Linked DNA regions of Mus musculus: region 2 is linked to region 1. The links are chromatin loops, found by intact Hi-C in ENCODE. Cell type or tissue: left cerebral cortex. All regions are shown on one strand.

Evidence for each region. Hi-C counts contacts between places; a loop is a spot of excess contacts. Peaks named below come from ENCODE experiments on the same cell type or tissue, not always from the same donor. Only the 100,000 strongest peaks of a DNase experiment are listed, where the experiment ranks them.
Region 2: it touches region 1 in a loop (2.5-fold over the local background); 2 of 42 quality-filtered maps call a loop at or near these places.

Annotation. Positions count from the first base shown.
Region 1 is chr3:36,726,668-36,734,667 of GRCm38, forward strand. No RefSeq gene overlaps it. Among named protein-coding and RNA genes, the nearest start is that of Trpc3, 41 kb to the left of the region's middle. In left cerebral cortex, no CTCF peak of the experiment used is centred here; DNase peaks (open chromatin) are centred at 3,664 and 6,601.
Region 2 is chr3:36,528,187-36,536,186 of GRCm38, forward strand. No RefSeq gene overlaps it. Among named protein-coding and RNA genes, the nearest start is that of Smim43, 11 kb to the left of the region's middle. In left cerebral cortex, a CTCF peak has its summit at 3,305; DNase peaks (open chromatin) are centred at 1,912, 2,370, 3,245 and 4,005; H3K4me3 peaks cover 842 bases; H3K27ac peaks cover 2,487 bases.

The DNA of each region.
Region 1 (8,000 bases):
CTCGGCTTACAATTTTTTAATGGCGTTGATTCACTAGAATGAAATTTTCTTATCACGGAGTACAGGGCTGCGCACTCCTGCCTGCAGCCCCCTGTGGATCAGCTGCTCACTAACAGCCTGGAGTTGGCAGGAAGGGTGCTATGTCTTTGAAGATAATTTGGCTGTTCCCCCGGTGGACTTTTAAGGATTTCTCTTCTTCCTTGCTTCACTTTAAAGATTGTTACTATGTAGGCGCAGCGCCTTGAACTCATAATCCTGCCTCAGCTTTCCAAGGGCTGGAATTATAGGTGCCTGGCCCTCAAGGTTTTATATATATATATATGTGTGTGTGTGTGTGTGTGTGTATTCTGATGTTTTGCTCTGATTTGTCTAGAAGCAGATTTCTTGGTACTCATTGGTAGTTTGGGATTGCCTTTTAACACTTCTTAGAATCATTTTTCCTTTGTATTTTTCAGCCCAGTGTGTTCCCATATAATCCTCTACTTTCTCCCAACCCTTATTTTATATTATCATTAATTCACTTTTCAGCTTAATCTGGTATCAGACTCATGCATTGATTCTTGTTCAGTTTTAGTTACTTTTGTTTTAAGTTTTACAAGTTGTATTTTTAAAATCAGCTTTGTCAAGCTTCGCGGTTTGTTGCTTCCTACAGATGGCAGCAAGCTTATCTCTCACTCATCATAACAGATTCAGTGCAATTGCTTGCTAGTTTGTTTCTTTGTTGTTCAAGAAAATATCAACATCTTTCCCCAGATCTGGCCTTGTTCCAGACTGGAGAGACCTCCTGCCTACCTCTCTCATACCTGGTACTGTATGAGCATCAGGTACTGTAACTGACTCAGGATTCTCTTGTTGCTTGCTTTGACACCTGCCTTTTGGGGCCTGATTACTTAATGTTTCTGCAAGGGGCAGGTCTTACTTAAGTCTACTTTTTCCGTTCCTGGTTCTCTTTGTCTAAGATGTGTATTTGAGGATTTGTTAGGGGAAACAATTTGATTCATAAAGATGAAAGACATTTACTTTTTGTTTGTTTTTTGTTTCTACAGAGTTTCCTCTTTAAAATGAGGGTAAGTCTTGAGTTTGCAATTAAACCCAAGGATTAATTCCCTTTGGTATTCTTTTACTTCTAGTCGTGCTTCCCTGGGCATACTTCATATATATATATATATATATATATATATATATCTATATATATATATATAGATATATATAGATATACATACATACATAATACTCATATATATTTTCACTATTTTCAGCAAAGACATTGATTCATATACAGAGGAAACAGCTTCACTTCAAATCCACATTTTACTAATGTGCACCTGTGTGGCTTTGGGCAAATTAGCCTCAGTTTCTCCTCCATAAAGAGAGGTTAATGCTAGTACCCATATAGACTGGGGAGATAGCTCAGTGGATAAGATGATGGCTTTATGAATGTAAGTCTGGATTCCCAGAACTCCTGTGAAAATCTAGGCCTGGCAGTGGGAGACTGTAATTCCATGGTGGGTGTGGAGACATGATAGATTGATCCCTGGAAGCTTAGTGGCCATGTAGCCTAGTCTATTTGGTGAAGCTCCAAGCCAATGAGAGAGCCTGGCTCTAACAAAAGGGAGAAGGAGCCAGAGGACTGACACCTGAAGTTGTTCTGTGTCCTTTGTACATGAGCATCTGCACACATGACCCCCCCCCCACACACACACACAAACATGTGCTATTGCCTGTGTTATAGGATTGCATGAATCAGATAGTGCCTGTGGCAGGATTGGTTAATTATTAGTTATATATATTGTTAGCATTGTCATTGTGCAATAATTATTTCCTGGTTATCACCAACTTCAAAACTCAGCATCTTGTTTTTCATTGTCTTTTACTTTTCTCATAGAACATAAACTCAACATTTTTGTTTTCCACTGTAAGTTAAACTACCATTTTAGATGAGTCGATTAAGATATTCAAATTTGCATTATAAAAGCATCAATGCCAGTAATTGATGAATTGAGCACAGACAAGGTTATGTGGAGAAATGAGCAATCTAAAGTCTATCCAATAGCACTTTGACGTTTAAAAGAGTGCATTTAAAAAATCATCTTGATCCAAGAAGAATGAAGGAATAATTGCCAAAATCATTTGGACATAGAGCATACTATTTCTGTGCTTTAACTGGCACTTTAATTCTCAAAAATCTAAAATATATTAGTTCAAGCCTCTTCTTTTAAAATTTCCATATGTGCCCATCTTCCTGGCATCTCAGTCCTTTATTATTTACCATGACTCCAGACTCTTCGGGGGAGCCGTGACTTCATCCACAGGGCCGGGGTGTTTAGCACATGATTTTTTACATGACAGTCCTTTGATGGGACTGCTGCATTAAGCACCCTATTCAGGGACAGTGAAAGGACCGAGCTGAGAACATGGCTGCCTGTGAATGCCTCCTGGCAGAGCTGATTCCACAGGTCTGTCATTTGGAAGTAGAAAGCTCATCTGCCACCTCTTGATTCAGAATCTCAGATGGATGTGGCTCATGTTCCATGTGATACTAGGCTTGTCTTCAGAAAGGCTCTGCATGCTGATTCTGACATAGCTCAGTTCCCAGGACAAACAATGTCAGGGAAACTCAACCCATCCCCCAGCCCTTGTTAATTGCCTTGTAATCGATAAGCAATCGCCACCTCTAGGAAAGATTTCAGTGACTATAGTCGGTTCAGAGCAACATAAAACTTTTATATTCTTTCTGCTCACAATACATATAGACCTTTGCAAAAAGAAATCTTAGATTCTGTGACATGGGCACACTTTTAATCATTGTGAAAACCCAGGCGTTAGCCTCATCGGTGGTTAATAATGGCAGCTGTTTGTCTCAGTCCTAATGTTACATATTCTTACAGGGAGAGGCCAGGGTAAATGCAGGGCATGCTCAAGTCCAAGTTAGAAGGTCAAGTCTTCTCATTTGCCTCCTTATTGAGATTTTATTTTTGTAACCTGATTAGAATTCTCTATGGCTTTCTATCTTCTCCACTGATTGCGGTAATTTCTGCCATGTCTGTAGCTAATGACTTTGAGTAGATACACATTTATATTAATAGTGAAATATGTTTATAAATTGTATCTGCTATATTAGTATCCCCAAATTCCCAGATCTCAGCACTTCAAATGTGTAAGTCCTAAATTTAGGAAACAAACCTTTCTAAGCCACGCTGTAACTTGGAAAAATGGGTTGTCATCTTCCTTTCACTATGCTGACGCCACACATTTTACTCACTTGTAAAGGCCAGCGCCCTCTTGTCATCTGATGACCAGGATCCATCGGTTCTCATGGGTTGACTCCACTTGCTGTGATTAATCCTGAACAGTCACAGGGCACCATCCCAAGGACAGGTTTTATCTGTGATTCCCTATATTTCTAACTACAAACCAAAAATAGCTGTAAGCAAATATAAGGGTTGTTCTGCAGCTGTGAGGCCAACCATGTTTGGTGGGCCAGCCCCTATGGAGGACAGCCAGCTCTGTTGCCTTGGTTCACCCCCCCCCTCCCCAGCCAGAGTGTGACAACTCCTTTATGCATTCCTTTCCCCATTCCTGTGCTCTGTTGTCTGTCCCCTGCTCTCTTCCACTGCTCATACCTGTGTGGGTGGCTCCTTTCCTGTCTCCACCTTCTTTTGGTTTCTTTTCCGCTCAAGTCTGCAAAGCTAAGTCTTATCTTGCTTTTCTCCAAAGACAAAAAGGAGGAAGGTGCAGATGACACCCCTCCAATGCTCTGGTGGAGGTAACTGACACCCTGCTTACATATTATTCAGTCGATGAGTTTCGTGACAGCTGAGCAAGGGGCTGAGCTCTGTGCAGCTTCACAAGACAACAGTGACCCTAGCTCTGCCAATGTTCTTGTCCACTTCCCTCATCAGCCTTCTTCACATTCCTCCATCCACACTATCCTTTGAGGAGGCGCTGGCAATTTCTCCAAGCTGGAGAAGACGGCCAAAGCTGATAGAGCACACCCTGTTCTTACTTTGAACACATGACTTACAGGACTGGATTTCTTCATTGATGAAAAGGGACACAAGGAGAAATACCTCTATTTCCCTGGATGCTGTTTCTATGAGATGATGCCTGGATTTGCTCCAACCACATAAATAAAAATGCTTTCTTAAAAGACAGTACAGAAAGAAAATACATCAACTAGTTTCTGAATAAATCAGCCATGAACTCCTTCTACTTAGGATTCTTGGTATGTGAATCTTTTATTGTTTAGATTTGTTTAGGGTTTTTTTTTTCACTTACAGCTCAAAGCAGGTCAATTAATATATTTTAGTGGTCAAAGAATCTCTCTTATGTAAAAATATTTTCTCACATGAAGAAGAAGGAAGGAGGAGGAAGAGGTGGAGAAAAGAAGAAAGGAGGAGGAGGGAAGGGAAGAACAGAAGGAAATAGAGAAAGGAGGAAGAGGAAGAAGGGAGGAAGAGGAGGAGCAGAAGAAGGGAGAAGAGAAGGAGGAGGAGAAGAAGAGCAAGAAGAAGAAGATAAGAAAAAGAAGGAATACTGGTATAATATGTGAAGCAACAGGTAGTGGAATCTTCCAGAATCCATCTTTAGCCCCTAAGGAAGCCTGGCTCCCGCTCTTCACTTTCCCTCTCTCTTATGAGATGCTAAGGAGTTTATAGATGGGAAGCCAAGTAGCAGACATAGTAAGGAAAATGAAGATGTGAGTCCTCTAAATAGTTCTAGGGTGAAGTTCCCTGATGGTCAAGTGTAAGTGCTACAGAGGGCAGGAGACCTTCAATGTGCTTTGGCATGTTACCTTTGAAATGATCCTGTGAGTGACTTGCATCCAAGTTCAAGAATTTAGTAGCAAAATAGAAATAGAGTAAAGGGAGACCACTAAATAAATATTCCCTACAGCTATTGTTATGATCAGGATTGTCTATTGCAAACAACTCATTCTGGCTGAAGTTTACATTATCAGAAACTCTAAGGCGAACTGGGTTCTGGGACAGGTAGATACAGGCTCCAAATAATTAACCCCCTTTCTCTTGGATCTCTCCACTCCTGAGAAGTACAGATTTTTGATTCTGGGATAGGCCCTTCCCCAGTGCCCAGCCTAGCACCAGGATATAGGGCACCTGGGCAGAGACTGACGAAGGCCCAGGCTCTCAAGGAGAAGGTGGGTTATTCTGGGCAGACCCAACTGAGAAATGACAGCATCATCACAGTCATCGCATGAGTTAGTGCTGATGTTTTATCTTAGTAACATCAGCTCTTACAGGAAAGGCAAATGCTATTCAGAAGTCAGAGAACTTTCAATTCAGTGGAAATTTAAAATTTGATTTTTAAAATAACACAACAGTTGGGCTTTGAGAATTGGGTTACGACTTAGTCTTCTTCCCCCTACATTTTAATTAGAGTTTATTTTTTCCTTGGAATTTTCTTTTTTATTGGTTATTTTATTTATTTACATTTGAAATATTACCCCCTTCCTAGTTTCCCCTCTATAAGACCCCTGTCCCCTCTTCCCCCTGCCTCTATGAGGGTACTACCCCACCCATCCACCCACTCCTACCTTACTGCCCTAGCATCCCCCTATGCTTGGTCATCGAGTCTCTACAGGACCAAGGGGCCTCCCAGTGATGCCAGATAAGGCAATCCTCTGCTATATATCCAGCTGGAGCCATGGGTACCCCCTGCGTTGTCTTTTGTTGGTGGTTTAGTCCCTGGAATCTCGGGGGGGGGGTCTGGTTAGTTGATATTGTTGTTCTTCCTATGGGTTGCAAACCCCTTCAGTTCCTACAGTCCTTGCCCTAACTTCTACATTGGGGTCCCCACACTCAGTCCAGTGTTTGGTTGTGTGCCTCTGCTTCTGTATTGGTCAGGCTCTGGCAGAGCCTCTCAGGGGACAGCTATACCAGGCTCCTGTCAGCAAGCCACTTCTTGGCATCAACAATAGCGACTGGGTTTGGTATCTGCAGGTGGGTGAGGCAGTCTCTGGATGGCCTTTCCTTCAGTTTCTGCTCCACTCTTTGTCCCTGCATTTCCTTTTGACAGAAGGAATTATGAATTAGTATTTTTGAGGTGAGTGGATGGCCTCATCCCTCAACTGGGGGTCGTGCCTATCCACTAGATAATGCCTCTACAGTTTCTATTTCCCCTTTGTTGGGTATTTCAGCTAAAGTCCTCCCTGTTAGGTCCTGGGAACATCTTGAGTCCCTGGCATCTGGGACTTTCTAGTGGCTGCCCCCATTTCTCCTCCCCCACTGCTACTCATCTACTTTCAAATTCCTGACCCTCTGTACTTCTTTCCCATCTCCTCCCATATCTGAACTGCCCCCCCCCTTATCTAAGCAACAATTAAGGAGCTTCAGCCGTGTTGGCCATGACTGGGTTCATATCAGCCTTTGATTGCCTCAAGAAAAGACAATTTAGTCAGAGAGTTGCCATCACACATTAAAAGACAGTGTAGGTCCCATCCTTTCTCTTCAACAGCTTGTATCAAAACCTACCAGTCTCACTGAACTTGCAGTGTTATGGGCAAAAGTCCCAAAAGGAGTTCCCATAAAGTGGGAGGCATACTTCAAATTTCCAACAGACCTTTCATGTGATGTGTATTTAGGGATTTGCCTTTTAAAGAACCAGCTCTCTGCATGAATTAGAGGATGCCTCATCTTCACTGGCGCAAAGACAAAGACATTAGTTTCTTGTCCCGAAATAACAAGACATTCTTTCTTTCAAATAGAGGTACTTTGAAAACATCGAGGTAATTTATAGATACCGTGTAACTGTGAGACATCATGTTGTTCCAAAGGCTGAAGAAAAATTAGCTATGTAAGAGGTGGTTTATCTGAGTCAAAACTATGGAACGGCTTTTCAAGGAGTTTTCCTGCATCTCATGCAAACCAAATTCCATTTTAAGTCATCACCTGATGGACCATGCAGTGTTACAGGCAGTGCACGAAGCTAGGCCTACGATGGGAGTTAAGGTCTTGACCAAGCAATGACACATCAAAACAAAACAAAACAAAACAAAACAAAACAACAACAACAAAAAACCCTCCTCTAAGTCATTCAATATCATCTTTCTACATTTTATTAATGGACCAACATTCATCATCACAATGTACAGTAATATATTGCTTAACTCAGAGGGAAAAAAATCAAGTGTATGAAAGTAAAATTGACTACAGATGTTTTTCCCTTGTAAGGAAGAAATGTCATAATTTCATTTCAGCAGAGAAGTATGTAAATCTCCGCACTGCTTCTTTGTGGGAAGGGCAGAGTGAGAACTGGAGTAGGAGCCTCTAGCTCAGAGTCTTTGACCATTCCGAGGAGCCGGGAGTAGCGACATACACCTCGAACAGCACTGGGGGCTGAAGAGGAACGATCCCAAACTACATAACAAGCTCAAAGCTAGCTCAGGTGCATGAGTTACACCTTGCCTCATAACATTTTTTTTTTTTAAGGACTCAGTCTTGTATTGGGAGATAATGACTGGGCAGAGGGATTGTGCTCTGTCCTGTCAAGACCAGGAAGACCTGTTGTTAATGCTAGGTTTTGTGGCAGCAAAGGAGGCAGAGTAAGGGCCAAGTAACAGCAGAAAGCTACAGTGATGATGTCGCCAGGACTCTTCAAGAGCAGCTCTGCAAGCACAGGTGTCTCCTGCTGCCTAAGAGACGGGTAGCAAGACCCTCAGCACATGCGTGAAATCACAGCAAAGACCAAACCTGGACAAAAGCACTGAGACGCCATGGCTGTCACCGAGGATGATCAGCTAAATGGCCATTTGCTGACTCCGAGGGAGGCAGTGGGTTAAGTGTAGCTCTGTTGAGCAGGGAACTGACTCAGTCACAAGTGGATAGAGCAGGAGGGCAGAGACTCTGGCCACACAAAGTATGTCATGTTTAATACTTACAAATTACTTAACTGTGGGGCTTTCCACTTACTATTTTTGAAGTATGATTAACCAGGGATTACTGAAACCAGAGAAAGTAAAACCACAGGATGAAGAGGGCTTG
Region 2 (8,000 bases), 200 kb before region 1:
GAAGGGAACCAGAATAGAATGTGGACATATTTTAGTCCCTAAGCTTACCTGTTGGGGCTGCTACAGGATGGAGGCAGCTTTGTAGTGGGGAGTGGGGCGGGGGTGGGGTGGGGTGGGGGGAGAAGGCAGGGGGCAGGGGCGAAGGAGCAGGAAGCTTCCAGAACCTGTATAAAGCTGGCTCAGTTTGGTCTGAAATGAACAAGAGAAACAAAAGAAGCATTCTGTTCCACGCTCTGATCTTGAGAGGTGGTGTGATCGTGATGGACAGGACTGGATTCTTCTGCACATTTTCCTAGGTGCTGTGGGCCATGAGAACTGAGTTAGTTGTAGATAGCTCTGATTAGTTAAAGTAGCTTTTAAAGCTCTTCATTACGTTCTGGGATGGAATCCACACTCTGTGGATGTCTCCAGGCCCCAGGACATGCTGTCCAAGTCAGTAAAGGCTGAAAGCAGCCCCGGTCATCATGGCCAATAATATCTCATACGTCCTCTAGCCATACTGCCCACAACACTGTGATGCACACATTTTCCTTGCCTCTGGTTCATTCACCAATATAGCTCCATGTCCATTTTTAAGTGATTCAAACTGGAATCTTGAAACACAGTCTCTTGAAACTGTCCTTATTCATGCTTATTAAACGTCAGATGAGGATTGGAAAAGCTGTGAGGCTATCCTCATCTGTGGGAGGGCAGAAAGGTGAGTCATTCTACTTGAAGATGTTGTATAAAGTTAACTAGCCAACAGCTGTCACATCAACCCAACAACAATATCCACAGTTCATACCTTCTCTTCTCCACTCCATCCCATGGGAATAGCTGAGATGGTTATGCAATGCTTTTACAATGAGATACTCTTCAGGAGACAAGACATCTGTGATGAGTTACTTATGATGGTCTCATATAACCATCTAGGGATGTCAATGAGGAGGAAGAGAGAAGGGAAGACAGGAAAGAAGCAGGGATACCTGGGAAGAGATTCTGTAAGGGTCTTAGGATTACTACTGCTATGATAAAAACAAACAAACCAACCAAAATCAAGTTACTGAGGAAGGAGTTTATTTGACTTATATTTCACGTCATAATCCATCATTGAAAGAAGTCAGGACAGGAACTCATGTAGGGTAGAAACCTAGAGGCCAGGAGCTGATGTAGAGACAATGGAGGGGTGCTTCTTATTGGCTTGCTCATCATGACTTACTCAACCTGCTTTCTTATAGAACCCAAAGCCACCAGCCTAGGGATGGCACCACTCACAGTAGACAGGGCCTTCCCATATCAACCACTAATTAACAAAATGTCCTACAGGCTTGCCTGCCTATAGCCCCACCTTATGAAGACATCTTTCCAACTGAGGTTTCCTCTTCCCAGATGACTCAGGTTGACAGAAAATTAGGCAGCCCAGGTGTGATGGTTTGTATATTCTTGGGACAGGGAGTGGCACCATTTGGAGGTGTGGCCTTGTTGGAATAGGTGTGACCTGATTGGAGTAGGTGTGTCACTGTGGGTGTGGGCATAAGATCCTCACCCTAGTTGCCTGGAAGTCAGTCTTCCACTAGCAGCCTTTGGATAAAGACAGAGAATTCTTAGCTCCTCCTGAACCATGCCTGCCTGGATGCTGCCATGCTCCCACCCACTTTGATGGTAATGGACTGAACCTCTGAATCTGTAAGCCAGCCCCATTTAATTGTTGTTTTTTTATAAGACTTGCCTTGGTCATGGTGTCTGTTCACAGCAGTAAAACCCTAACTAAGACACCAGGGCTGTAGGATGATCCCAGAATTTATCACATAGAAAACTTCTGCAAAAAACAGTTGAGATTCTCTTCTTGGCATGGAATGCCTTAAACACAACAGATGATGTATCAAATCCATCCATTACTGAAGACACACATTAAGTGGCAGAGTGCAATCGTGACCAAGCAGGATTTGTTTACATTAGAGTCTTCTGGTAAGTTAGCCAGGAATATTGGAGTCAATATGACTGTGGTTAACCTGAGACTTGGATTGATACTGTCATGGAGCAAAAGAAAGAATCTTAGCATTATTGAGCAGCAAATCTTTGCTCAACCCAGTTTTATTTAACAGTGGTGAGGCTGCTGACACCAACAAGGTCTACAGACTCTATAGGAACTGATGATGCTGGGAGCTGCGTGAGCTTAAGCACAGGTAAAGTATGGCTAAGGCTAAAATGGGCTACCCAAAGACGAAAAGAAAGTGAAGGGAAAGGGCCCTTCGTTTATAACCCAAGGCCTCCTTGGTGAGTCAGTAGCTTGTCAGATCTGGCTACTCCTTCAGCCGCAGCCTGAGCGCTCACATCTGGTGCTCCAAGCTGTTGTTCACACATCCACAGTGAACACTGAGACAGCCAGACTTGGATCCCAGCCCTGGCCCCCAACACTCTATCCTTTTCTATGCGACACAGTGCTGTGAGCTGCCCTGGTATTTCAAGTGCTGTTAACTTGGGCACTCTACCCTGCCAGCTGGGTCTCCTGGACACTTTCAGTTACCACTGAGACCCAGTGTTCTTAATCAGAATTCCGACTTGATTCAGGAGTCTCCCTCTTCCCTTATGGCATGGATAAAACTGAGAAGTGGGTCCTGAATGGTCTAAAAATGCACTCGGAGAATAGAATGATTTCTTATTTTTGGTCCACAAGAGAGCCTGTGGCCTACATTGACTTAATCTAATGGAAATATATGAGTAAGCCTTCCCGAAAGCTGAACAGTGCTTCATCATCTGTAGGCATACAGGCTGTTGAGTGGGGAGAGATGCAAAACAGTGAAGTCTAGATACCACAGAATCACGGCCCGGGCTGGAGGCACAAAGGACTGATCAGTACTACAGAGCTCGCTGTCATTGGGTTGGGAGGGCCACCAAAGTGCTGGAGGAGTTGACTCCTTCTGCAAGAGGTAGGGGCCAGTTATCTGCCACTTCCCAAGATACCTCAAGAAGCCAGGGGCAGGGAGGTTTCCTCCACAGCAGGTGGTCCAGATGATCTCCACAGGAGGGAAGAGAGAAAAGACTTAGGAAGCCCAAGAGAGTTTCTGCCCTGAAGGTTAATGTGATCCTACAATACACACTTAAGGATTTTCTCTCTGTCTCTCTTTTTCCCTCTCTATTCCTCTCCCCTTCCGTTCCACCCTCTCTCCTTTCTTCTCTCCCTTCCTGTTCTTTTTTTCTTTCTCTCCTCTTTCTCCATATATAAGCAAATGAGAATGGCATCCAAGTTTCTGCTGGCAGTCAGCCTGCATCCTCCAGAAACAGCCCCAGGGTAAACTCACTGGATAACGCATGGCAAAGCAAACAGACAGAGCCTGTAGCCCTGGTGGCACTGTTGGCCTTGCAATCCAACCAGTCCCCAAGGCTTGCTTTTGTCCTATTTTGGACAAAACCACATTATATCATCTTAAAATTTGGCATTTCTGAGAGTACTTTGCAGAAACCATCACTTTTCTTATCTGTCAGATGATGCTAAAATAGTTTAAAGACATCCAGTAGTTGAATTGTAACTAAGCAGAATAATGTGTAAAGCAAGCAAAGAAAATATACGCACAGCTCGTCGGGATCTTTTCCTCTGGAGATCTCAACAGGTACAGTTTAATTGTATTTATGCACACTCTGATCTAACGAACGTGCTGCCATTAGAGGAATAAATCGCAACCCCTAAACAAGATGTCCAGTTTCAGAGGTGTAAATGGACTCTAGCCCTTTTCCTACAAGGTCAGAAGCCATGGGTGATAAATTCAACAGCGAAGAGACTGTCCTATTCTTTTCTTTATGACCCAGAGAGCATGTAAAAAGAAAATGTTCAGGGTACTGATAAACCTAAAAGTACTTGACTACCAATACGCCCTTGTAGGTTTCGCCCCATCTGAAATCTGTTGGTCGGATTACACTCAATAATGAAACAGAAACTTTGCCATACCCAAAAGAAGTGCTTGTTCCTTCTCCTCCGGCGCCGCCGCCGTCTGTGCTCTTTATAATCAATCACTCTGTGGGTTGTAGGGCTGAGCTACGGGCTCGGAACTTCACGATACATCAAGAATTTCTCCGCCCACCCAAGCTGTACCACAGCCACCTCTCATAACTCAGTGCCCAACACCGCTGTACCTCACCCGTTTCCCTCTTTTTCTCCTGTATTTGCCGGCTGGAAGGGTTTCTGCAGGAGGAAACCAGCCAGACGTCAGCTTTGTTTGCTGACACCTTGGTTATTTACCAAGTGACACCCCTTCCCCCAGCCCCCTCCCGCCCCTGCGGAATTCCCTTGGATTCTCAGGTGCTGTGGAAAAAGTGGGTAAAAGCTTAATGTTAGAAGCAGACTCCCCCATTTCTGCCTTCACTATTGACTTTAATATGGGTTAAATAATAACGGGATCTCCAGTCTCCCTATTGTTCAACCTCCAAACTCGTTTCCAAAGTCTTGGAATTTCTATTTCTCAGGTAAAAGGAGATTTATGTTTCTATTGTGCAGACTGGTTTTTCAAACCAACAGACCACAGATTGTTTCCTGAGAGCCAGGTCGACTTGATTTGAAAACAGCCGACAACAACGACTTAAAAACTTGTAACGTGTGTTTATATAAACGCTCATCACAAATATTCCGCTTCTATTAAGCTTTGTTTACTTGCAAAGGTCATGAAAGAGCTATAGAAGGTTCTCCCTGCGGCCGCTGGGGGTCATTTGCTGAGTCCTGATGCCTAAGAGAGCAGGTGACCTGGCCCAGTTAAAATCTTTGCCTCGCACATTGTGGTCTCTGTGAGTGTTTGGATCTCAGCTCTACCATATGTAAGGGGCCAGCATTCTGGACAGTCTTTGCTGGCACAAGTCCTGAACTCTGGCCATGGTGGTAGCTTCTTTGTGTCTCTGTCCCCCTAAATTAGGGACATACACACAATTATCTCCACATCCTCTAGTTCCAAGACTCAAAGGGCTTACGTTCTTTCTGCCAAAACCAGGGGTGGTGGAAGAGGGAGATTATCCGGGTGAATTGTCCCCAGCTGCTATAATGATAGGCATGGTTCAAAATCCAAAGTGCCTTTTTTTCCTGGAGAGCAATTTGCTCTTGGAAGGACCTTGACCCACATCAGAGACTTCTGCAATCTCCAGCAGTCCAGACATTATTCCCTTTGCCTTTAGCTAGTTATTCCATGTAAGGAACTGTTTCTAACCAGCCACTTCACTGCAAACCAGGAAGCACGACTGAGCACAGCAGGGCAGTTCCCCAGAGGAAATCATCAAGGCCACAGGGGCAGGCCCTGCCTTTCTTTTAACTCTTTCTTCTGTGGTGAAAAGTCTCTCTCCTGTGTTTTGTCTTATAGAAAACCTGGGCACCAGCCTGAACCAGCTGCTGAGGTATTAGAGTCTCTTTGAAACTGAAAGGACTCTGCCCCCAGAGGCTCCCAGTTGTTGACACAGACCTCTCCAAGTTCCTTGAGCAAGCCCAAAGCACTTCCTACTTGGAAAGGGTGTGAGAAAGGCAGCCATGTTAGTGAGGCTGTGGTGAGCAGTATTGCTTGCTGGTGTTTTGTTGTTTGTTTGAGGTTGTATGATGGTTTGTTTTCTGCCTTTTATTTTTCTCCCTTTTTCATTCTTTGTTTCATATATATATATATATGTGTGTGTGTGTGTGTGTGTGTGTGTGTGTGTATGTATATATATATATACACACACATATATATATACATATACACACATATATGTGTATAATTTTATTTATTTATTTATTTATTTATTTATTTATTTTTAAACAGGGTTTCTTTGTGTAGCCCAGGCTGTCCTTGAACTCACAGAGTAATAATAACGGGGTCTCCAGTCTCCCTACTGTTCAACCTCCAAACTCGTTTCCAAAGTCTTGGAATTTCTATTTCTCAGGTAAAAGGAGATTTATGTTTCTATTGTGCAGACTGGTTTTTCAAACCAACAGACCACAGATTATTTCCTGAGAGCCAGGTCGACTTGATTTGAAAACAGCCGACAACAACGACTTAAAAACTTGTAACGTATGTTTATATAAACGCTCATCACAAATATTCCGCTTCTATTAAGCTTTGTCTCTTTTTTAACCAGGCTGACCTTGAACTCACAGAGATCTGCCTGCCTCTGCTTCCCCAGAGCTGGGATCAGGAGGCGTGCGCCACCATGCCTGACTTTTGTTTCATAGTCTATATAACAAATTTTAATCAGTTTCGTCCATTCCCCTTCCCTACCTCCCTCCCTAACCCACCTGACCTCTTCTTCCCCTCCTACTTTCCTGTCTTTTTTTCTGTGTGTGACCCACTGAGTTGCCAGTACAAGAATGGCTATGAGGTTCTCTACCGGAGCACAGGCAACTTGTCAATGGTGACATCACTGAAGAATGGCATCCCCTTTCCCATGATCTATAACTTCTAGTCCCTCTGAGAGGCATGGGGTTTCATGGGCCCCTCCTTGTAGCTGTAGACCTTGGCCCTAGCTGTCCCTGCTTGCATAGTATCCATTGCCATCAGGTTCGCTGACCACTGACATTCCCTCATAGGAAGAGGGGTTAGCAGAGTTATATTGGCTGTTTACCTGAGAGTCCACAGCTCCTCGGAGGCATTTGTCAGCAACCCTTCCCAAATTATGCATGACTTCAGAGTCTTGGTAGATACAAGAGTACATACACTAGGGGAGGCTGGGGAAGAGGGGCACCTGTGAGGGAAACCGGCATTAGTGCTGATTAAAGACTTTCCAGTGGAGCTGCTTTGGGGGGTCACCTACGCTCTGGCAGGCAACCCTTCCCCCATATTATAGGCGAGTGGGCTCTATAACAAACAGTTGGTTACCTGGGGCAAACTTTGGTGCAATTGTTCTTTGGTTTGTCCTTGGGAACAAATGAAGAAGGGATAGATATAGTTTATGTCTCCCCAGGGAAGAATCCAGGATGGAATGAAGATAGGAATGTTCTTATCCAGGTATTGTACAGATAACCAGAGCGGCAGTGAGTTTGTTCCTGTGGTCTTTAGGCCACATACCAATGTATTGTCTGGGCTTAAGATGTGAGAATCCTGCATTTTTTCACCCCAAGGAAAAGGATTCTATTAGTTAGTCTTCAGCTAATTTTGAGTATAAATTTGTCTCATTTTATATATTTCTTTAGCAACAGTGAGTAATACTTGAACAATATTTGTTACCAAGTAGTTGGTAATCTGTGATCTGCATCTCCTTTTATAACACAATAATCATTTCACAGAAGTATCAGAAAGCTGGTTTACCCATGAACTGCATTTTTAATGAATTTCCCAAATTCACTTTGTTATGGAAAAATAATACCTACACTCAGCTTGAACACAAACAGAATATTAGTAAAAGAATGTTTGTTGTATCTGCCATTCTTTAAAAACACTATGAATAAATATTTGTAAAAATTAGCTCACTCACAGTGACAGTATATCTAAAGCTACTTTTCACACTGCAATTTATTTTTATAATGTGAAATTAATTTGTGAGATAAGTTTTGCAACAATGCCGGCTGTACTCTCCAGTTATGAAATGCATATAAAAGTAATTGTAAAAACAGTTGTATGTTTTAAGTGAATTATTAGTGCAGGTAATCTTTTTACTAGAAGGTTAATAATGGAAATATGAAATTTGTTTAAATTTATTACTGTAGATACAACTTTGAGAACTTTACTTGTCACCCCAGAATATGAAGCATTTTCAAGAAGCATATAACATTAGACTCTACTTCCCATTAGAAGGTGGTGACTTCCTGTCGGAGCACTGGAAGCCTGGGCTTCATTCCTAAGAACTGGGGGCTCCAACTCTCTCTTTGCCCAGTTGCCCTGTCTACAAACCAGGCCAGGCATAAGTCAATCTTTCCTGCTATGAAGTCTCAGGTCTTTACCAATAAAAGAAAGTTTATGAACAAAAGTTTTATTTTGGGTCATGGCTTTGTTGATAGCCTCACTAAGTAAGAACTGGCTGCCTGCCTGTTCTAACACAGTTCGCCTACCTCCAGAATGCTTGACTATCCTGGCCAA